Linked DNA regions of Homo sapiens: all the other regions are linked to region 1. Evidence: chromatin contacts called from ENCODE Hi-C or POLR2A ChIA-PET data. All regions are on one chromosome and are shown on one strand. The core of a region is the stretch at or near the end of the contact, and the rest is flanking DNA. Distances in the headings are between cores, read along the strand shown. Region 1 holds the start of CALM1 (calmodulin 1). Region 2 overlaps FOXN3 (forkhead box N3). Region 3 holds the start of TTC8 (tetratricopeptide repeat domain 8). Region 4 holds the start of EML5 (EMAP like 5). Region 5 overlaps FOXN3 (forkhead box N3). Region 6 holds the start of ZC3H14 (zinc finger CCCH-type containing 14). Region 7 holds the start of TC2N (tandem C2 domains, nuclear).

Evidence for each region. A loop is a pair of places that touch in the nucleus more often than their neighbours do. ChIA-PET counts read pairs that join two places held with the same protein, here RNA polymerase II (POLR2A). Pooled maps may share reads with other maps.
Region 2: a loop to region 1 is called in a map with no recorded cell type, with 6 times the contacts of the local background. The contact joins the enhancer-like site here to the promoter of CALM1 in region 1. A Hi-C loop is called at or near these places in 2 of 37 single-sample maps with no recorded cell type and 2 of 50 pooled maps. POLR2A ChIA-PET finds 5 or more read pairs at or near these places in 1 of 52 experiments (activated T-cell).
Region 3: a pooled map shows a loop between it and region 1 (12-fold over the local background). The contact joins the promoter of TTC8 here to the promoter of CALM1 in region 1. A Hi-C loop is called at or near these places in 2 of 168 maps with a recorded cell type or tissue (aorta and ascending aorta), 4 of 37 single-sample maps with no recorded cell type and 14 of 50 pooled maps. POLR2A ChIA-PET finds 5 or more read pairs at or near these places in 1 of 52 experiments (activated B cell).
Region 4: a pooled map shows a loop between it and region 1 (12-fold over the local background). The contact joins the promoter of EML5 here to the promoter of CALM1 in region 1. A Hi-C loop is called at or near these places in 1 of 168 maps with a recorded cell type or tissue (naive thymus-derived CD4-positive, alpha-beta T cell) and 7 of 50 pooled maps. POLR2A ChIA-PET finds 5 or more read pairs at or near these places in 1 of 52 experiments (activated CD4-positive, alpha-beta T cell).
Region 5: a pooled map shows a loop between it and region 1 (5-fold over the local background). The contact joins the enhancer-like site here to the promoter of CALM1 in region 1. A Hi-C loop is called at or near these places in 2 of 50 pooled maps.
Region 6: a pooled map shows a loop between it and region 1 (8-fold over the local background). The contact joins the promoter of ZC3H14 here to the promoter of CALM1 in region 1. A Hi-C loop is called at or near these places in 2 of 168 maps with a recorded cell type or tissue (both CD8-positive, alpha-beta T cell), 2 of 37 single-sample maps with no recorded cell type and 15 of 50 pooled maps.
Region 7: a loop to region 1 is called in a map of CD4-positive, alpha-beta T cell, with 8 times the contacts of the local background. The contact joins the promoter of TC2N here to the promoter of CALM1 in region 1. A Hi-C loop is called at or near these places in 4 of 168 maps with a recorded cell type or tissue (CD4-positive, alpha-beta T cell, CD4-positive, alpha-beta memory T cell and naive thymus-derived CD4-positive, alpha-beta T cell), 1 of 37 single-sample maps with no recorded cell type and 10 of 50 pooled maps. POLR2A ChIA-PET finds 5 or more read pairs at or near these places in 3 of 52 experiments (CD4-positive, alpha-beta T cell, CD4-positive, alpha-beta memory T cell and OCI-LY7).

What each region holds. Positions count from the first base shown.
Region 1 is chr14:90,395,749-90,398,714 of GRCh38, forward strand. It overlaps CALM1 (calmodulin 1), which reads left to right and starts at 1,281. Exons shown (of 6, transcript NM_006888.6): 1 at 1,281-1,485. The coding sequence starts at 1,483. RefSeq lists silencers at 973-1,392, 1,673-1,832, 1,843-2,392, 2,473-2,542, 2,583-2,652 and enhancers at 1,077-1,371, 1,493-1,542, 2,713-2,966.
Region 2 is chr14:89,163,925-89,166,757 of GRCh38, forward strand. The region is part of intron 5 of FOXN3 (forkhead box N3); the gene reads right to left. Among named protein-coding and RNA genes, the nearest start is that of FOXN3-AS3, 180 kb to the right of the region's middle. RefSeq lists enhancers at 1,067-1,998, 1,243-1,292, 1,493-1,622. Within about 2 kb of position 1,392, at least 9 of the 41 ENCODE cell types and tissues checked have a DNase peak (open chromatin) inside an H3K27ac peak, as active enhancers do.
Region 3 is chr14:88,822,944-88,826,119 of GRCh38, forward strand. TTC8 (tetratricopeptide repeat domain 8) reads left to right here and starts at 1,708. Exons shown (of 15, transcript NM_144596.4): 1 at 1,708-1,878. The coding sequence starts at 1,765. RefSeq lists an enhancer at 1,360-1,719.
Region 4 is chr14:88,791,298-88,794,410 of GRCh38, forward strand. It overlaps EML5 (EMAP like 5), which reads right to left and starts at 1,656. Exons shown (of 44, transcript NM_183387.3): 1 at 1,010-1,656. The coding sequence starts at 1,206. RefSeq lists silencers at 1,167-1,246, 1,437-1,796.
Region 5 is chr14:89,274,681-89,277,858 of GRCh38, forward strand. The region is part of intron 4 of FOXN3 (forkhead box N3); the gene reads right to left. Among named protein-coding and RNA genes, the nearest start is that of FOXN3-AS3, 74 kb to the right of the region's middle. RefSeq lists an enhancer at 1,972-2,071. Within about 2 kb of position 1,916, at least 6 of the 41 ENCODE cell types and tissues checked have a DNase peak (open chromatin) inside an H3K27ac peak, as active enhancers do.
Region 6 is chr14:88,561,518-88,564,576 of GRCh38, forward strand. It overlaps ZC3H14 (zinc finger CCCH-type containing 14), which reads left to right and starts at 1,520. Exons shown (of 17, transcript NM_024824.5): 1 at 1,520-1,652; 2 at 2,134-2,176. The coding sequence starts at 1,617. RefSeq lists a silencer at 1,309-2,018.
Region 7 is chr14:91,866,186-91,869,006 of GRCh38, forward strand. It overlaps TC2N (tandem C2 domains, nuclear), which reads right to left and starts at 1,351. Exons shown (of 12, transcript NM_001128596.3): 1 at 1,077-1,351. RefSeq lists an enhancer at 1,517-1,566.

The DNA.
Region 1 (2,966 bases), core at 31-2,530:
TTTGCCATATTCTGTGAAACAGTAAGCAAATGATAACCTCCAACTGTTGCCCGGGCCCTGTAAAACAGAAGATCAAATTCTGTGTTCTGCCTTGGCAAGAAAAGAAACTGCAGCATTTTGTCTAGATTTTTACAAGTCCTGGGGTTCACATTACTGGCTGAAATTGTTCTTTCTCTACTTTACAGAAAAATGGAAAACACTAGTAAACTTAAAGATTTAAATATTATTTTAAAAGGAATATAATAAAAAATGGAAAACACTAGTATATTTAAAGATTTAAATAGTCTTTTAAAAGGAATATAATCAAAACTGTAGTTTAAAATACAATCTAGCTCCATAAGAGAGGCAATTGGCTGTGTGTTCCACTTGTAATGCAGAGGATTTGAAGCATCTATTTTTTCCCTTGTTTCTATGGATTTATGAATAAAGACTCTGACCCTTCTCAGGATCAGGAAAATTACGAAAAATTTAAAGCCTGGGTTTAAGGTCTGTAGAAGCTGCACAGGTACACTAATTTTAGTAAGACGGGCGCCAGGAAAAAGAACAAAATAGTAGGGGAGAAATATTCAGGCATCCTAAAAAATATTCAGTGGAAACGTAAAAACATTAAAGACTGATTAAACATCGCAGCATGACACAGATTTAGCAACTGAGCATAAATAATTTGACTCGGATACTGCTCCAAAATCCGAAGAGGACCAATTTCTTCCAGGAGGACAACTACCTCGTCCTCTGCAGACCCCTCTCCTCGGCAGCTGAAGGAGTGTGGCCAATCTGCCTCCACCTCCCCGCGGACCCCCTACTCTCAGGACCTCCTGCAGCACCCCAAACTGGAAGTGGCCGCTGCAGACCCAAGGACGAGGGGCACGCGGGAGCCGGCAGCCCTAGTGGAGCGGTTGGAGATGTTGAGGTGGGAGGGTCACCCAGGTGGGGTGAGGCTGGGGTAGGTAGCGGAGTGAACGGCTTCCGAAGCTCTGGGCCGCCCCCAGGTTGGACTAAGCAGGCGCTCTGTCTTCGCCCCCGCCCAGGGTGGGCGTCTCCTGAGGACTCCCCGCCACACCTGACCCGAGACCGCGCGCCCAGCCTAGAACGCTTCCCCGACCCAGCGTAGGGCCGCCGCGACTGGCGCGCAGGGGGCGGCGGGAGGCCTGGCGAACCCGGGGGCGGGACCAGGCGGGCAAGGCCCGGCTGCCGCAGCGCCGCTCTGCGCGAGGCGGCTCCGCCGCGGCGGAGGGATACGGCGCACCATATATATATCGCGGGGCGCAGACTCGCGCTCCGGCAGTGGTGCTGGGAGTGTCGTGGACGCCGTGCCGTTACTCGTAGTCAGGCGGCGGCGCAGGCGGCGGCGGCGGCATAGCGCACAGCGCGCCTTAGCAGCAGCAGCAGCAGCAGCGGCATCGGAGGTACCCCCGCCGTCGCAGCCCCCGCGCTGGTGCAGCCACCCTCGCTCCCTCTGCTCTTCCTCCCTTCGCTCGCACCATGGTAGGTCGGGAGTGGCAAATGCCGGCGTAGCAGCTGCCCGAGATTTCTTCCCAGATTTCTAGTTGTTTTGTTTGTTTTTTGTTTGTTTTTGGTTCTTGGAGGTTTTTCTTTTCTGAGTGTTACGCAGCAGCTGCGCTTAAAGGAGGTTGCATTTTGGATTTGCATCTCGGCGACCTCTGCCAGGGAGCTTCATTTATTGGTTCCCCTTGGAGCTGGACTTGGTCGTAGGCCGTCCACGGGCAGGGGCTCCGGCCGCAACTGCAGCGGGGGTTTCTGCATCCAATCCCCCTGCCCCCCGCCCAGCCCCGCACCCACTGCATCCACTAGCGCCGCACCCGGGCTGCCTGCAGCGCAGCGTTTCGGCCTGGGAGCCGGGCGGGGCCGGGCACTAGACCCCCCCCCCCGGCCCGCCCCTCCCCACCCCGCTTCTCCGCCGGCGCGAAGGTGGCAGGTCGGGCGGGCAGTGGAGAATGAATGGGCTGGAGCTGGCCGGTGGCGCACATTGTTCCGGCCGGGTGTTGAGGGGCGCAGTCAGCGCCCGCCACCTCCCCACTTTGGCCGGCCCTGCTGGGCGCCCTCCCTCGGTCGCTCTCCCCTCCTTCTTCCCGGGGGGCGCGGCGCGGGCGTGGGCTGGGAAGGAAGGAGCCGGGGAAGGGTGGGGTTGGGGGCAGGAAGGCGAGGGGTTGGGGGCGGAGAGGGCGGAAGCGGCGGCCGGGCCGCCCTGCGCCCGGGCGGGGCCCTGCGGTGTGGCCGTGGCTTGTTCCTGCCGCTTTCGCACCCTGCGGCCCCCCACCCAGTGCAGCAGTGCGGGCGGGCGTGAGCCTCGGTGCACCAGGAGGCACTTCCCGCGGGAGGCGCTGGGCTCGCGCTAATTGGGGCGGGGGGGGGGGGCGGCGGGGGAGGAGGGAACTGGCGCGCGGCTTGGTTTCCATTAGAGACGCAAAGTTTCTGCTCCGGGAGGAGGCGGCGGCGCCGCGGGCTCGTCGCCTGGGGGAGCAGAAGCGGGTGGGAGGTGCGGGTGGCCTTGGCCTCAGCCCTGGTGCGCGGGGGCCGGGGGTGGTGACCCTCCTGGCCGAGGAGGGGCGGCGTCCAGACGCCCGCTCGGGGGCCGCCTTCCCCCCCACGCCTGCCCCCGGGCACGCGCCCTGCCCGGTCCCTCGCCCCGCGCCACTTCCAGTCCGCAGAGAGATGCCCTCCACGTTTCTGCTTTCTCTGCAGCCTCTAGATTGCCAGATGCGACTGTGCGCCTCGCTGGGTGTGTTTTCCACAGCCCCTTCCTCCTCGGCGTGCAGGGCTGACATCACCGACTGCGTTTCTGGTTTGGCGGGTGGGGAGATGGTTCCCCGCAGGGTTCTGGTACACCTTTGCCCCCAGGGCTAGCGCCATTTGGGGGAGGAGGTTTTCGTTGTCGAGAAAGTTGGATGCTCCTGGTAACCCCTCTAACAAGAGAGTTCTGTAGCGAGGTGGGACTGTTCTCCCCA
Region 2 (2,833 bases), core at 142-2,641, 1.2 Mb before region 1:
CCCATGCCTATAAGGCGTCTGTAGCACTCATCACACCTCTGATTATTTCTTTGTGTCTTTACATCTGAGCGATGTACTTTCCTTGTGCTTCCTTATCGCGAAAGTGGGAATAGTAACTACACCTGCTCCCCGTGGGTGTGGGGCTGAGGACACGAATTAATGCCTGCAGGTGCCTGGACCACGGCTTGGCCTGACAGCAATGGCTGTGAAGCTTATTCCTGGTTAGGACCCATGCTCCTTATGTCTGGGAGGCAGCTGCCTGTCTGTTAGTGCCTGGCGCCCAGCCTTCAGAAGGATGAATACTTGCAGGAGAGGAGGGTCACTTGTAGCTGAAGGGGACGAAGGGTGGACGCCAGGGAATGTTTTGTGGAAGACAAGGCATCTGACCTTGGACACAAGGGCTGAAGAATTTGGCAGGGATGGGAACTGTTCTATGGCACCATGCTGGCCCGGTTTCCTGTAAGCTCATCTACCTCGTGATCCATTTCTAAGAGTTCTGGGGAACATGACCATACTTTTCCTGCCTAGATGACCCCAACTGTAAGTACTCTTACATCCCCTCCATAGAGGGCACTCCCCACCATCATTATGAACTGTGTGGTCATGTGTCCCATTAGAGAGCTAGCTCCATGAGACAGGGTGTGGTTACTGCTAGGCCCCCAGTGGCTATCGCCGTGTCAGCACGGTGGACACAGCAGATAAACTGAGGAAGTGCGGCACAGGTGGAATCACGTGGCTGAGAGCATGAAGCTTGGGAAATGACTGTGGGTCTCCACCACCATGACTCACCGGGCACACGCTGAGGATACGGCACTGGTAGAAGGGCTGTGGGGTCAGGACCACCAGTGAGATAACAGTAGTGACAATCTCTACCCTGGCTTTTCTCCTGTCACCCTCATGGGCCTTGAGGCTCAGGGAGACTTCAGCTGCATCCCACATAGAAAGTGAAAGGGGAAGGGAAAGAGTCCCTAATGAAAAGGGTGCAGTAGGGAGTGAGGCGAAGGAGCTGCTCTCCTGGGGCCCCAGGGCCGGTGGTATTTTGCTAAATTTAGGCTGGGGGAGAGACTCCGTACTGTCGTGTCCACCAGCAAAATGTATGAGGGTCATTATCAAAACTCAGCCTTTGCTAGATGTCCGAGAGCCTCCTGATGAACCCCAACACTTACAATGTGTGCATTTGTACACGGAAGTCCCAGTGAGACCCAGAAGGGTCCCAGCTTGTGTCCTGTGCTCCGTGATCCCAGATACACACCACCTCCCCTAAATCCTTACAGACAGAGCCTGGCTTGCAAGCCACACACGCCTGTGCTCATATCCCAGTGTTGCTTACTGGTGACTTTGAGCAGGCTGTTTTACTTCTTGAAGACTCAGCTTCCTCATCTACCTTGTGGGGCTGCGTGAGGATTAAATGAACTGTCCTGAGCACAGAGCAAGGCTGTTTGTGGTGCCTGATCATGTTTTTTACTTGTGGTCCGATTCCTGCGACTTCCTGCTGCTGTGACTTGTTCACTCTGAGCAGTCTTGTTTTCTCTTTCTATTCTGGATCGGGAGGCGTATGGGAACCCAGCACCAAGTCAGAGGAAACAGGCCCTTCAAGAGGAGTTCCTCCAGGGCTTGCCTGTGAACACAGCCCCTGAGCTTTGGGGTTTGGCCTCCTCCGTATCTGTTTTCTGCAGACTTCCTATTTCTTGGCTGTGTCTTGGGTGCATAAAGATGGCTGGGATAAGATTACTTTGAGGTGTCACCAAATGTGAAACTTGGTAAATGTAATTAATCATACAGCTAGCTATTAATAGTTATTAGAGCAAACGAAAATGAAAGTCTCGTTGTATGGTCCTTTTAATTTTTGCCATTTGAGGGAACTACTGTAAAATACAAAAATAATTCACCCACTGAACTAACATCAAACAGTTTCATAGTAAATCTAAGTATACTTGAAAGAGTAAAGTGGGCTATATTTAGCTTTTAATAAATGGATTCAGTTCTGAATGTTTCTTTTAAAAAATAACTTGGGGCTTACAACTCACGTCACTACCACAGTTAAGCAGAACATGATCCCTCTCTGAACACAGATGGGGAGAATCACGAGTGGGAGAGTGAGAAATAAAGCAAGTGCTCCACAGTGCTGATTCCTGGTGAATCTAGGTGAAGGGTCTGTGCTATTCATTGTGCTTTTCTTTCCCTTTTTTCCTAAGTTTGAACATTTTTTAAATCAAAGTTTTAGGGAGGGGGAGAAATACTCTAGAACCAAAGCAATGATGTTAAACGTGAGCTCCACACTATCATAAGAGGAATGGTTTCGAGCCTGAGAATGTCTCTTTCTTTCTTAAACAGGGAGATTAGCAGCATTAAAGAGGGGGATCCAAATGGAAACTTTCTTCTTAAAGAGATCCCATGGATTAAAGGGAGAATAGAAAAGAGAATGATTCCACAGCCCCTGATTTGATGCTGTGTGGGGCAGAGTTTCCGGTACCACCTAGAATCAGACTGCATGCCAACAGAGTCCATGACCCAAGTCCCTATTGGAACACTGGCCTACTTAACCCATTTCACAGAAAAACAGAAGCTCAGAGAGCCCCATGGTTGTTGAGTGGGGTGGCCCGGACAGTCTCAAAGATGGTTCAAGCAGGAATTCAAAATATCTCCCTGTCACTCCTGAAGAAGGAAGTTTACTGTGATGAAGACAGAAAACCAATACATCCACTGATAATATTTCTGGATGAAAACAGGTACACAGACATAACTTCAGGGAGTGAGAATTAAAATATAAATGTCTCTCTTTCTCATTTGATGAAATTAACCTTCCCTGAGATTTTAGCTTGGGATTATGTAA
Region 3 (3,176 bases), core at 458-2,957, 1.6 Mb before region 1:
AGATCCTGGAATAGAGAAATAACATTAAGGGAAAACTACTGAAATCCAAATAAACTGTGGAGTTTATTTAATAGTAATGTACCATTGTTGATTCCTTAGTTGTAACAAATGTATCATCTTACACTAAAACAAATGTCAACATCTCACACAATAGAGAAACTGGGTATATGGGAACTGTCTACTATTTTTGTGACTTTTCTGTAAATCGAAAACTATTCTTTAAAAAAGTTTATTTAGAACATCTGACTATATGCTAGAGAGTAAAAGATAAGGATCTATGAACTGAGATCTAGCATCATTTGTGAAACTGACCCTTTTAAAGGGTTTCTCTGTGCTTCACTTTCTCTAGTAGGGTTGAAAATCACTTACATAGTAATCTGCTTACAGTGTACCAGAAAACAAAAAGACGCTGTGAAATATTGAGCCCAATTGTCAATTGTCGGCATGTGCGTTCTTAAAAATTTGACACTCAGAAACCATGGGCTGCTTCATTAGGACCTTTAGGGAGATTACATTTCTACCGGCAGTTCCAGGAGAACACAAATAGACTAATGACAATACACTTAACTGTAACAATGACAATCCTGATAATTACTGACTTCCAAAATACAACAATTCAAGAAAGACTGCTTAGTAGAGAATAAAAGGTAACAATAAATTTCTTAGTTTAGAAGCATAAGTTTCATTTTAATACCTATGAAAAATATAAATATGTGGATTAAATAGAATGTCTAATGTTTTCTCAGACCCCAGTGGTTTGAGAAAAGCCTACCTGGATTTAGCCGGTCACACCTCTCTTTTCATAACCATTGCAATTTTAAGCATATTTGTCATCTGTGCAAATTTCTAGAGAAAAGTCAGAATTGTGTTTGAAGAAATCACTCTGCACAAGTAAACCCTTGCCAAACAGCAAGTGCCAGGAGACGATGTTTCACAAAGCTTTTAAAAATTATTATTATTATTATTATTATTATTATTTTGCACACATTATCTAGTTTGGTAAAACTGTCACCAATTTACAATCCGGAATCACCATGTGAGTCGAATTAACAAATGTATTAGCAACTTGTAGTCAACCAGATTGCAGTTCCAGCTCCCTAACTCAATGCAATTTTAATAATTTCTCTTCTCTGAGTCTATCTCAGTTTCTCATCTGTAAAATGAGTAAAAGCAAACCACTTGCAGTTCAGATGTTGAGATTCGGTGGGAAGGACCTCGAGAAACAGCGGACAATTTCAGGATTTAGGACTTTAGGTCTTGATGGGTGGATGGTACTGTGGAAGCTGTTTACTTGTTTGTATTTCTAGAATCGGAAGGTAAAGCGAAAGGGATGGAAACGAGCGAATGGAAGAAGTAGGACAGACACCAGACAGAGATCAACTCCAGGGACTCTTCCGGACCTGCAGGGCAGGCAGAGCATTCGGTTGCTAGGCAGCTGCGCCTCCTGGGAGGGTGGGGGACCCCAGGGGCAGGTGTCTAACTCACTACCTTTTTGTTTAGCCGCGGTGCCTTCTTTTCAAAATCAATGAAACCTGTAGCCTTTAAAAGTAGACATCTTTTTCCAACCAAGTTTAGGCAAGCCCTGTAGCCGAGTTCTGCTTGCGGTTGTTTTTCTTTTTCCTGTTCTCAGGCGCGCTGCGGGCACCTCTCGGACAAGGCCCCAGCCGTCGCGGGTTGCCGGGCAGAGTCGGACGCCGCCAGCTCTTCACTCCACGCCCACCTCTCTCCTGGAGCGCTGGGCCTTCGCTGGCCGCACCGGCAGCCATGAGCTCGGAGATGGAGCCGCTGCTCCTGGCCTGGAGCTATTTTAGGCGCAGGAAGTTCCAGCTCTGCGCCGATCTATGCACGCAGATGCTGGAGAAGTCCCCTTATGACCAGGTACCGGCCAGCTCCCGTCAGCCTGTGCATCCTGACGCTGAGGCTGCGGGGTCTGGGGCATATCCCAGCCCCGGGTTGGGAGGCCGGGGAGGAAGGCCCGAGGCGGGGCTGACCGTTCGGCCCTCGGAGGCGCCCGGAGCGAGACCTTGTGGAGCTGTGACTAGCGGGTCCGCTGTCCGCCACGTCCACGGGGATAGCAAGTTCTGTGCCATGACCGCCCCCTCCTCACAATTTTCAGCCTCCCCTCCCCTATACGTGTCCCAGAATGAGAGCCCTGAACTTTACTTGACGAGGAACTTTGATAATTCGTTTATACTTGCATATTGATGGGCTTTAAGCTCTCAGCGTGTGCGTTGTTAATTTCTAAAAAATATGCATAAACAAAGATCTGTGACTCTCCACCTCCTGTTAACATAGCTGCCTTCTTCCTTTTGGATCGAACATGTGATCCTCCCACCTCATCTTTAGACTGTTGTCCAAGAGTGAAGGAGGCCATGAGTTTAGCTTGAGGCAAATATGCAAATTAGAAGAATGAGAATCTAGGAGGGAGAAAGATACATTCATTATTTAAAAAATTACCTAGGCAAGGGAAGCTCTAATTGTAGGAGGGAGAAATGGGAAAGAAAGGCTCCTTACAAGAAGGAATGATGGCATTGATGAAAAGAGAACTTAAACTAGAGTAATGTGTATAGCGAGTGGAAAAGGTAGTATACAATGTACGTGAGCGGTACAATTCTGGTGGGCAGGTGGCTCCTGGAATAGGCAAAAAAGGAGAAAATGGGAGAACAGAAGTAGCGCTGCGGCAGTTTGTCAGTGCTTTTAGTAAGTGCGGAATATACCTACGTAGTTCTAGTTCCCTAGCTTTTCCTCTAGTGGTGTTGCCTTGGAGATGTTAGAAAAAATGGAAAATTGAAGGGAGTTACAAAAGCGGAGGCCTGAGTGTGAATGCTGTTACTAGGCTCTGCCTTAGCTCCCAGCAAATGGATGATGGATGATAACCTGCTGAGATGAACATTTTGTCTTTCAGATAGTACATCTCTCTTAGAACAGCCTACGTTAGTGGTAATACAAAGCTAGGTTCTGTTGTTAGTTCACATTAATTAATAGGACTATATTTCTGTAGACAAGCATTTTTCCAAGGTTTTTTTAAATTTTTTTTATTTTTTTTTATTTTTTTTTGAGACGGAGTCTCGCTCTGTCGCCCAGGCTGGAGTGCAGTGGCACGGCGCGATCTCGGCTGTCTGCAACCTCCGCCTCCCAGGTTCAAGCGATTCTCCTGCCTCAGACTACCGAGTAGC
Region 4 (3,113 bases), core at 406-2,905, 1.6 Mb before region 1:
ACATTTTGTAACCAAACCCAAATCGTAGAATCTTTGATAAAACCCCAAGAGCACCACACAAACACATTCTCAATTGCTTTTAATATATTTTCCTCTGTAAAGGACAAAAAATGCTGTGCTTGAGGCAATAATCAGTGGCCTAGAATGATTTCTGAAGCTCTTGACTTTACCATAAAAGTTGTACTAAGACACTGATTGAAAATTACATTTCAAATATACCGCTCACTAAAGAAATGTCAACAAGCTCTGGGACCAACTTTGAGTTATTGTCCAAGGAAGACTAAAAATAGCCCCCCAATAGCGATTTAATTTTAAGAAAATACAAAAGTAGCTTATTTAGGAGTATTTTAATGAAGATGAAGAGAACTGGAAATCAGTGAAGTTTTCAGCAGCCTCTTCAGATAAGACCTACCTTAAATTGCCTTCAGGTGTGCACATTTTAACATCCAGTGAATTGCCTGGAGGTTGCCTGGGGTTTCTGCTGATTATAGCAGGCGGTGAAACCTGAACTAATAATTACGGCCAGGAGGTGAGAGCCCTTCAGGACGCCACCCTGGGCGCGCTCCCCGGGAGCAGCCCACCGCTTGCTGTGCTTCCATCAGTCCTTTATTAGGTAAAGGGTTTCCCCCCACCCCGGGTGCTTTAAGAATGCGTTTAATAAGAAATTTCTCACAGGATCTAACGGAATAAAGTGCCACCAAAATAACCTTTTCGCAGTTTTCGTAATTGTGATGGAGTGGGAAAGGGGACAAAGCCGTCAAACCGGGTGCCCGGTGGATCCGCGGACCTGATCTTCCTGCACGGACCCGAGAGAGAGTCCCTAGACGAGGAAGAGGGGAAAGGCATTTGTAGGGTGTTAACTGGTGGACTCGGGACCAGAGAGACAGCTGCGGATTCCCCTCGGGGTGATGCTCCGTGCAGGAGCGGTCACGGCGTCCAGAGGAACCCGCGGGTGCAAACTCCGGGAGCGGCTTGCAGGGTGACGGCGGCGGCCCCCGCTCCCCGGTACCTGATGATGTCGTCGCTGTGGCCCCGGTAGAACTTCTGCCTGTGCTCCCGCGGGCTGTACACCACGCCGACCCCCGCCACGAAGTATACGATCTCCTTGGCCGCAGTGTAGTAGAGGTTGTTGCGGCACTGGTGGCCCCGGTAGCCGTACACCCACTCGAGCCGCAGGTGGCAGCTCGGGGCGCTCCGGGCCGCCATGTCGGGGCGCCCACCCGCCGCTCCCGCTCGGGCCCGCGGCGGCGACGGGAGGCGGCGGCGGCCCGGCAACGAAAGCCCTCCCGCTGGCTGCCGGGACTTCCCGCCAGCCGCGTCCTCTAAGCCGCGCCCGTCAGGTGCATCTCGTTTCGGGGGCCGCCGCCGCCTCAGCCCACAGGCGGGAGGAAAACCCTCGCCTCGCGGAACATGCTGAGGGCCGCGAGCGCCGCCGGCTGTCAAGTGGATGCCCAGAGCCCTTCGCCCGCCTCGGCTCGCCTAGTCTCCTCAGCCCGTAGCGCCTGGGCCGAGAGCGAGGGCCCGCCTCCAGCTCCTCAGCCGCCGCCCGCGCACGCAGCTCCCAGCCCCGGTCACCTGCGGCGCTCGCGCCCCGCCGCGGCTTTGTAGCCACAGCCTGGCGGACCCGCGCCGCGCACCCCGAAACCGAGCGAGCCGAGCCGAGCCGAGCCGAGCGGCGGGCGCGCGGCCTTGCGTGGCCCCGCCCCCTCCCGCGCTCACTCCGCCCCTCCCGGAGCCGAGAAGAGGCTGGAGTTCGCGGGGCCACGGTCTAGTTGCGGAGTCGCTGGGACCGCGTCTCTGCAAGTGCGCGGGCCGGTGAGCCCTCCCTCGTTGAGCTGCTTAAGCCCAGGCGGACCCTCGGCGACCCCGGGCTCCCGCTGCTTTGCGTCCTCAACCGGGAAGCACCTGCCGGTTCCGCACGGTCCCTGCACCCAGCGTAGGCCACGTTTTTGCCTGGGAAAATCCACACCGGGATGCTAAATTCTCTTTTTTACGCTTGATACCTTGTGTGTCTTGCTGCCTTATAGTGCTTTCGGACCCAGACATTGGAATGATGCCGAGCTTCCTAAATGTGCTTTTAAATTATTATTTTTAGAAACAGAGCCTCGCTCTGTCGCCCAGGCTGGAGTGGAGTGGCGCAGTCTCAGCTCACTGTAGCCTCCAACTCCTGGGCTCCAGCGATCCTCCCGCCTCAGTCTCCGGAGTAGTAAGGAGTACAGTTGCGTACCACTATGCCCGGCAAATGTTTTGCTTTGTTTTTAAGTTTATTTTGTAGAGGCGGGGGTCTTGCTGTGTTGCCCAGGCTGGTCTCCACCTCCTGACCTTCAGCAGTTCTTCTGCCTCAGGCCTCCCAAAGCGCTGGGATTACAGGCCCAATCCACTGCTCCTGGTCCTAAGTGTATGTTTTCTTAAGTGACCGCAAAGCTGAAGGTAGACTTTAGATGGTAAACTGACATGTGAGATCTGATTTCCGAATAGCAAAAAAAAAAAAAATTGTACTTCGATTTTTTTAAAAATGACTGGGACATCACCAACAGTTACTCTTAATTAAATAAATTCAATTGTGATCCTGTAGAAAACTCCTGTAATAAAAGTATTGGGAACAATCAATTCCTGACTATGTCATTTCCCCTCCTACTCAGTTGTGTCCTCTTCTCACAGGAATATGAACAAGATTTATCAATACCTCTAAAAATAATTGGAAATCCACAATTTAAAAAGTGTTAAGTTCAGGATGGCCACAAGATTTACAACAAAAAAATACTAATTCAGGATATACCAATATGAACCCTTATTGTCTAAAAATTACTGTTTGATTTCCATAGGAAATACCAAGACAGAAATCTGACAAAAGCTAAAATAAACTACCATCGTTTCAAGAAATATGACTCCAAAAGGGGTTGACTCCTGTGTGGTACAGATATATTGGAATAGATGTTATCCAATGTCTACTTCCTCAAAGATGCCAGTTACTAACTTGAGACAGGATTACCGTTTCGTCTTTGATTATGACTTCTAATCTGCAAGCAGTTTACATGCAGGAAATAAAGGCCATCTGAAAGGAATTTACATAGATGTCATGAAAAGTAAACTCTGAAAGAGTTTCCATTCTG
Region 5 (3,178 bases), core at 666-3,165, 1.1 Mb before region 1:
CACCTGCTGTGAATATACACTTTGAGAGTATCGAGTACAGCTTGGTACTTGTGAGCTAGGTGAACTTCTCAAGGAGGCAGTCCTATTTATGAGGAATTAAAAGTGTCTGAGATAAAGATATGTACGAATTCTCCTTCAGATTTATGTATACATCCAACAGGCTCTGGGCATCCTCAGCCTTTGCCCCATCCTGAGAACTGCCCAAACAGATGGGCAAGAGGACTTTGAGCCAGGAAGGCGAAGAGTGCAAGGAAACCACATTCGGAGGATTTTAGCCCTATTTTCCTAAGAGTTGCAGTTTTGTAAAATATTTCAATAGCTAACCTTGATTGGGAATTTAGCATGAACTGTCCTATGTGCTTGACTAATGTGAATCCACCAAATCCTCACCAGGACTCCAGGAGACAAGCATTGTCATGACTCCTAAAGAGAAGTTAAGCCAGCTGCCCAAGAAACCAACACAGGGTTCACTTCCAGGTTGTCCAAACCTATAATATATCGTATTGTCTCCCTAAGATCCAAAGGACCTTGGAAAATCATCTTGTTTGGGGATGGGTATCTTCAGCCAGCCTTCCACCCACTCTGTCCTCTCCTTGCACCCGCAGCAGACACAGCTGGCTGAAGGTAACACTCTTTCTCCACTGAGCCAGAACTAAGCATCAAAATCCATTCTGACCTATTTTGGGGGAAGTTGCTAGAGTGGAACAGAGCTGGTACTAGATAGGGAATCTTTGCCATCGCTGAGGTCTGCTCCTTAAATTGCAAATGAAGCGCTAGGTATGCCACGTGGCTTGTCCAAGGTCACAAAGTTTACCAAGTGAAGGGTTGAGACCAGAACCCAGGTCCCTTGACTCATAATCCAGTGTTCCTTCCACTATAACTTCCTCTTGAGCCTTTCATGGCATGAAAGACAACCAAGGTGAGGTATCTCATACATTTCAGCAGTAAAAGTTCGTAGCAGAGTTATGGGAGGGGTAAGAGTTGTGGAGAAGGGGTGATAAACGCTGTTACTCCCAAGTAAGTTTGGATATGAAGCCAACCTAGAACATGGGAAACTGGTATTCCTCAAAGCAAGTCATCTAACCATCATGTCAACTTCATGCACATTCTACGGACTGCGTGTACATTGGTGCACATGGAGGAACAGCATGCATCTCACAGCAGAAGACCTGGTTTCCTTTTTCCCTATTTTAGCTGTGGGGGTGGGTAGGTGGGAGTCTAAGGCAACACAATCCTCCTCTGTGAGCTGAAAATGCCTTTAAGTCCTTCCATTACATTAGCTCGTCCAGTGTGAGTTGTCAGAAGTAAACGGATGGCCAGGCACAGTGGCTTAAGCATGTAATCCCAGCACTTTGGGAGGCCAAGGCAGATGGATCACATGAGATCAAAAGTTCGAGACCAGCCTGGCCAACACAGCAAATCCCCATCTCTACTAAAAATACGTAAAAATTAGCTGAGTGGGGTAGTGGATGCCTGTAATCCCAGCTACTTGGAAGGCTGAGGCAGAAGAATCACTTGAACCCGGGAGGCAGAGGTTGCAGTGAGCCAAGATCACACCACTTGCACACCAGCCTGGGCGACAAGAGCAAGACTCCGTCTCAACAACAGCAACAATAACAACAACCAACAGAAGTGAATGGAAATAAAATATGTTAGATAATTTATTTTAATTCTACCACCGCATCCTAGGGACACAGAGTTGATAATAATTAGAGGCCCAATACTATAGTGACGGAGAAAAGGAAGAGGGAAGAATGACCAGAAGGGTATAAGGGTGTCAAGTGAGTCACTGGAAAGGTTTGTAAAACCAGTGGTTTCATCTGTGCTGAGAGTGGCTGGGCTTCTTAGAGTGGGTGGGCCAAGCAGCCTTTTCCAAGAAGGGCTAGGACTCGTGGTCTGACCACAGAACGGGCTGTGAGTGGTTGAGAGGGTGGGACCTGGTTGAGAGGGTGGGACCTGGACTTCCCCTGGGGATCTCCAGCCTAACCCAGGACTGGACACACAGAGATGTACCATCAAGAAATGCTTGCAGGTGGGGTGGGGAGGGTAGGCCCAGGGAATGCCTGCTTGGAGGAAGAGCTAGAAATAAAAGCAGGCCAAAATGGTCAGGCAGTAGCTCCTCTCTGAACAAAACTCCGTGGGGAGCTCTGAGGCCAACAGGGCCTACCAAGACCAAGAGGGCAGAAGTAGGATATAAAATCAGCATGGCTTGTGGCAACTTTCAGCAGAAGGCATGAAGCTACCAAGAGCAGAGGTGCCTATGTCATTTTGGGATGAAACCATCAGAGACCAGATGAAGGGTCAGATTAGGGGTGAGGAATGTCTTTAATTATGAATCACTGACTCATTACAACAAATCATCCAAGGGTGATGTTTTAATAAAGTAACCTAATTTTAAGTTTGATGGGTGAATGGAATATGGGGGAGGGGGACAGGGAGTTTGGAAATGGGAAAATATAAAAAAGACTTTATTCTTTTCATTAACAAAATAAGAGAGATTAGTAAATGAATTAAACGAATAAAATAAAGAACACGTTTCAAACACATAGAGACCGTAACACAGAGACACACAGACACAAGAAGAAGGCACGGTGGGGACACCTGTCAGCTGGCCACGCCTGCAGGGCTCTGAATAAGCCACTCTTCTGTTCAGCCTGCCCTGGGTCCCCTCTGAAAAATGAGCTTGTCCCCTTCTAATGCTCTGCTTGGTTTCCATTGTACAAGAATTGAAGTGCTCTCTAGCCTGCTGAAACTGTCTGTAGCAGCCTAAATGGCATTTAAAATAAAGACTGTGAACTGATGAAATGACCAATTATGTTAAGTACCCATGCCTGGTGTAATCCAAACCAAATCTTACCCCATTATCCTCGAAACCGAGAGGTGATTCAGCAGCCCCTCTTGCCAGTGATTCTGAACCAAAATACAGGCACCCGACGTCCAGGGAGGACCTCGAGAACAACCAGTTAATTCTTACAATTGGTTTTGTGCTGGGAAAAATAAAGGTACTAAGTTTCCACTCTAAACCAAACAACGATTTGACAATGAAAACTGGTGCCCCGCTCTAACTATTAGGTCATTTTGATTTCAACTTTGCTTCAGGTTTTAACTTCCATTATTTCCTCTTCAGACATTGCATTATTCTTCCCGTCGCTATACAAAGGTGTCTATGAAGTGCTCA
Region 6 (3,059 bases), core at 270-2,769, 1.8 Mb before region 1:
CTTTGGCAAAGAACTGTGGGCAGCCTCTAGGACTTGAGAGTGGCTTCCAGATGATAGCCAGAAAAAAATCTGGGTCCTTACTCATAAAGCCACAAGGAAATGAATTATTTTTTTTTTTCCTGAGACAGGGTCTCACTCTCTCATCAAGGCTGTAGTGGCATGATCTTGGCTCACTGCAACCTCTGCCTCCCAGGCTCAAGCAATCCTCCCCTCTCGGCTTCCCAACTAGCTGAGACTAGAAGTGCATGCCACCACGCCCAGCTAATTTTTTGTACTTTTGAAGAGACATGTTTTTGCCATGTTGCCCAGGCTGGTCACGAACTCCTGGTCTCAAGTGATCCGCCAGCCTAAGCCTCCCAAACTGCTGGGATTACAGGCATGAGCCACCGCACTCAGCCAGAAATGAATTCTTGCTAACAACCTGAATGAGCCTGAACATAGATTCCTCCTCAGTCAAGCCTCCAGATGAGAATACAGCCTGCCTGACACGATTGTAGCCTTGTGAGACCCTGAGCAGAGGACCCAGTGAGGTTGACCCACGGAAACCATGAGATGATAAACGTTTGTGTTTTAAGCTGCTAAATTTGTGGTCATCTGTTATGCAGCAATGGATAACAGAGACCACTCTCAGGAATTAGTGGATATGAGGGAGAAAGGAGACCTCTCTGTGCTTCCTCTGTTTCCCAGGTTTTGTGATCAGGGATAGGGAGAATTCGGCTATTGATACAAATAGGGGAATCAACAGTAGTAACCTATTGAGTGGAGGAAGGGGAGATGAAGGCGACTTCTGTCTAAGCGCTGAGTTGGGAGAAAATAAGAGTAGTTACTTAGAATTTGGGAGTGGGGTTTGTGTGAGAATTCAAGGCTGATGGAAAATTCGGTCATTATCAGCACAGAGTTGACAACTTAAGTCCTAAGAACAAAAGTGTTGTCCCACGGAGGGTGTTCAGAGAAGCAGGAGGATGGGATTCGTCTCGGGGAGAGGCCACGGGTGGCCCTGGAAGAAGGAAGGCAGAACCAAACCCAGGAGGGCCAGTGTACTGCAGAGTCAAAGAGTTGACGGATTGGCTCTGTTGCTCTGGATAGTCCATTTTCCCTTCAAGGGTAATTGCAGTGCAACCTCTAATGGGCAGACTCCATTTTACAGGTAAGAAAAGTTGAAATACCTGGACCGATACCATACTGACAGTAAGTGAGGGCTGGATTTGAACTCGCGTCTCATATCACAGCCCAAGATCTTTCTGCTACACATTTAATTCATTCTTACCATCCAAGAGAGAATAAAATGAATAAGCGGAGGGCCAGCAGAGAGACTAACGAAAGGTCCCCGAGGTGCCCGGGAGGCGGAGCTGCAAGACCACCCGCACGCGCACGCCGCCGCCCTCCTTGCCTGAGCACAGGTTTCGCGGGTAGAAGGCGTGCGCAGGCGCGGACACGGGCGCATGCGCGTTCACTCCGGCGCGCAGTGCCGGCCGGGGCGGGGATACGCCGTGTGCGCGGCCGGGGGCGGAACGGAGGAGGAGGCGGTGGTGTCCCGGCTGCGGGGTAGGAGTCCGCGGCAGCCTCCGGGTAAGCCAAGCGCCGCGCAGTGCTGAGTTCCCGCACGCCGCAGAGCCATGGAGATCGGCACCGAGATCAGCCGCAAGATCCGGGTGAGGCCCGTGCCGGTCGGGGGTGGGAAGCCAGGTCTCGGCGAGCGGGCGGTTGTCAGGAGTAACGGGGACTGTGGGCCCGGGTGGACGCCGCGGCCTGGCCTCCGCTGGACGCTCCTGGCGGGCTGCGGCTCCTCCTCGTCCAGGCCGCCTCGGCCCTGGGGACATTTGCGGCCTCGGAGCGTGGCTGCGGCTGAAGTAGCCGCCGGGAAATGGAAGGACAGGCGCAGGCCCGGCTGGAGCCACCACCGCGGCGCACGGCGCCGCTTTGGATCCGCTGCGGGAGGTGGGCGCCGCGGGGCTGGGGCTGGAGCTGGAGTGGGGTGCGGGGTGGGGGGCGGTGCAGGCGAGGCTCCTCCCAGCCCCCGCCCGGGGGATCCGAGGTGCGCGCACCAGCAAAGTGGCCTCAGCCGCTGCAGAGTCCGGTCTTGTTTTCCTAGAGCCGCCTTTCTCACATGCACGTTTGCTCTTTTTCTCTCAGAGTGCCATTAAGGGGAAATTACAAGAATTAGGAGCTTATGTTGGTAAGTGTTTTTTTGGTTGTTAGTCTTACAGAATTTAGAGTTTGCAGCTAATAGAATTTTAGTGAATGCGTATTTCTCACCGTACTTTGGACATTGGGAGAGACTCCCTTCTACCTTCTTCAAATCTTATACTCCCTGGTTACTTCTTTATCATCTTTTTGCAACCTTGTTTTTTTTCTCCCAAACCTCCTTCTGTTATGGTGTTTTGAAATTTAGTTTCCTCCGTTAAGGCTCTGTTTGACCGAATTTTATTTTATGTTTTTCCTATTCTCTCTCTCTCTCATTTTAAATTCTAGGGACGGGTCTCGCTACGTTGCCCAGGCTGGTCTTAACTCCTGGGCTCAAGCAATTATCTGACCTTAGCCTCCCTAGGTGCTGGGAGTGCGGGGATTACTGGTGTGAGCCACCATGCCTGTTTAAAGTTTCCTATTCTTGTTACTTTCCTCTTGACATTTGTTTTTAGAACTCTGATGTTGGATGTGAATGTTTGATGCTTTCTGGCATTTGCTTCTGTAATGGTTCAGTGAGTTTTATTTTCCGATCTCTTTATGTTTTCCCTCTCTCTCTGAAACAGTAAGGCTTTTTCCGTCTCTTTATTCTTTTATAATTTGAGTGTTTACTCTGGGTCAGGTACTGTGCTTAACTATTGTATATGTATTAACTCAGGATAATCCCTACGAGAATCCTGGAAGGTAAGTGGCAGTATCTTTGACTGTGTAAACAAGGAAACTGAGGCTTTGCCTACTTGAGCAAGGTTTTATGGTTTGCCCCCAAAGCTGGTGCCTCCTATAAAAATAATAGCTACCACTAATGACAGTGGTTCTCAAAGTGTGGGAGACTCCAAGGGCCTCTGAAGTCAAAACTGTTTTCATATTAATACTAA
Region 7 (2,821 bases), core at 101-2,600, 1.5 Mb after region 1:
TTGGGCACATTACAGTAACCACCCAGGCCACAAAAATGCGTTGAAACCACTGAAAATGAAATAATCAGACCTACTTAAATGTTTTTACCATCTGGGCAAATAACACCCCAAGGGCCAAGACTTACCTAAGAAAGTGTCTGAAGTATGTTACCCAAGCCTGAGAGGCAACAGGTAGGTGGATTTTGTGCCAATTAGAAAGTGTTATGATTGGCAAACCACTGCAAAACTCTGAAATTGCAGTGAAATGGAAATGCTGGCTGTCATCCCCAAAGTACATTTCAAGGAATCACAAAACTTCAGAATTAGAAGCAATTATTTAGGATGAACGTTTTCACCCACATGAAAGTTGGAAGATGAGGTGGTAACACGAGAGCTTTTGCAGGCGTCCCTACTCTTAATCCTGCGCCCCTTCCACCTTGGTACCCTTCATTCTTCAGGACCTGATGGAGTGGTACAAAGCAGAGGTCACTTGACAAGCTCAGCCCAGCTCCTGGATGGGGCAAAGCTGACAAGGAATAGGCACAGGGAGCCTGGAGATCTCAGGGTCCAGGAAACAGCCTGCCCCATTAGAACTGCACAGCAGAGCACAGCACTGGGATCAGAGAGCAGGCTCATCCCCAGTCTTGTACAAAAAATAACATTTGATGATTCCCAAGGGGTAGGTAAAGCAAGTAGCATTTGGGGTTCCAGCAGCCTCTAGAACTGTTTCCCAAATGTTTGGAGCTTGACTTTGCAGTATACACTTTGCCCTGGACTGTTTTTCTCTTAATTTTTAGGCCCAAGTGTATTTTAAGGTAAATGGATCCCACATGCCTCTGGTGCATTTACACTGAACCCATCAGACCACATTTTGAAAGCGCAATTTGAGGTCCAAGAAGCCCTTGGAGGCTGCTTTTATGAGCCTGAGTTTCTTTTCTTAGAAGCAGGAAGCCACATTTTGACATGAACAAATAAAACACAAACCTTAAAGACTCGGATCTGGTTCCAAATGTGGCACCTCTGAAACCAGTGGGTCCTCAAATCATCAAGACAGAAAGCTTCCCAGTTTTCTTTTTGAGAAGTTCATGGAGACTTACCCCTGTGTTCTGTTGAGCCCAGAGGCAGTGGTTCGGAGGCGCTCGGTGCAAAGCTCACGTAAACCTTCAGCATTTCTGATTCCATCCTTCTTCCCAGCCCCTGAGTCTCCCTACACAGCAGGGACCCAGGCTCACTGCTGCCTTCTGGCCTTTGCTTTTCGGAGCCGAGCTGAGTGAGTCCCAAGGGAATCACCCTCTGTTTTATAAGCTTTGAAACCAGAGCATCCTGAGCCATTTGGTGCTGATGTGATTGCTAACACCACTTGACCCTGACTGAAGAACCACAACTAGGCATGGTTTAGATGTGCTTAGTTAGAGAAAAAAATAACCACAGCCAACAGCAAAGTGAGGTGTGTGGTGTGGGTGTGAGAAATGCTCTTGGGGTGAGGAGGGAGGACTTGCAGCTTCTTGGATGCTACAGGGCGTGGAACATGCTGTTTCCTTCCACTGAAGGCCTAAGATACTACTAAGTGGAACAGGAGAATTCCCTGGCCCCCTCACAGGATGTGCAACAGGGGTGTGGCTCTCTCTTCAGCCACCCCAAGCTAAAACCCCTTATGGGAAGGGGAGCACGCAGACAGGCAGGTGCAGGAACCAGGGTGAGCACTTTTGGGCCCCAGCCCCATGACAGCATCCCGGGGTCGGTGTCTGTGACTTCCAAAGCCCGAGTAGGCACTGAAACAGTGCAGTCTTTCAGCCTTGCCATCCGTGGACAGCTTAAGCGTTAACCAGCTTAGTGGACCCTCTCCCTTTTTGCCAGGGCAGAGGGCCAGTGTGACAGTTTCCTGTATCCCGAGCTCTTGTCCAGCATCCCGGAGGGATCAGGTCACACATGGATTTGCAGGATGAATGCAGGGGTTTTATTGAGTGGTGGAGGTGGCTCTAAGTAGGATGGATGGGGAGCTGGACAGGGGATGGAGTGGGAAGATGATCTTCCCCTGGAGTTTGGCCATCCAGTGGCCAGTTTTCAGATCGTCTCCAGTCGAATTCCTCCCAATGTTCCTTCTCTTCTCTCCTTCTTTGCCGTGCTTTTCTGCCATTCATGTCTGCTCATCTTCTTGTCTCCCCGTCTGCTTCTGGAGCCTGGAGCCTGGGGTTCAGGGTTTATATGGGTACAGGATAGGGGACATGGCAGGCCAAAAGGCAACTTTTTAGGGATGAAAACAGGAATGGCTGTCCTCATTTAGGGCCATGGGTACCCAGGCTTGAGGGTGGGGCCTTTGCCAGGGAACCACCCTCTTCTACCCAGTATTTCCCTGTCTCCTGTCCATATCACAAGGATCTGTGGAATGCCTACTAAGACTAGGGGTCCAGGACACAACTCCTGATAGGCACTGTGGGGGTCCTTAATGAATACCTCACCAACAGGTAGGATGGGAGCACCCTCAGATGGATCTGTAGACTCCACCTCAGCTATCAGGGAGTGCACTTTTTTCCTGAAGCCTTGGGTTGATTCCTGGGATGGCACATAAAGACAGCCATCCCAACCTGTTCTCCTGTGACTTGCAATGTTGACTCTCTTGGCCCCTGCACAGGGTTCTAAGACTTGAAGGATGTCCAGAGGCCCTGACCAGGAAAAGAATAATGTATCCTACAATGAGCAGAAAAGACATTGAGGGCAAGGCAGCTAGGGCTCCAGCCCCATCTGTCCACCTCTCTTTCTAGGGTTTATAACAATACATTCTCAACTCTGGCTACATAGTCAAGTTTTCAAAAATCCTGATGGCCGGGCCCTACCTAAGCCC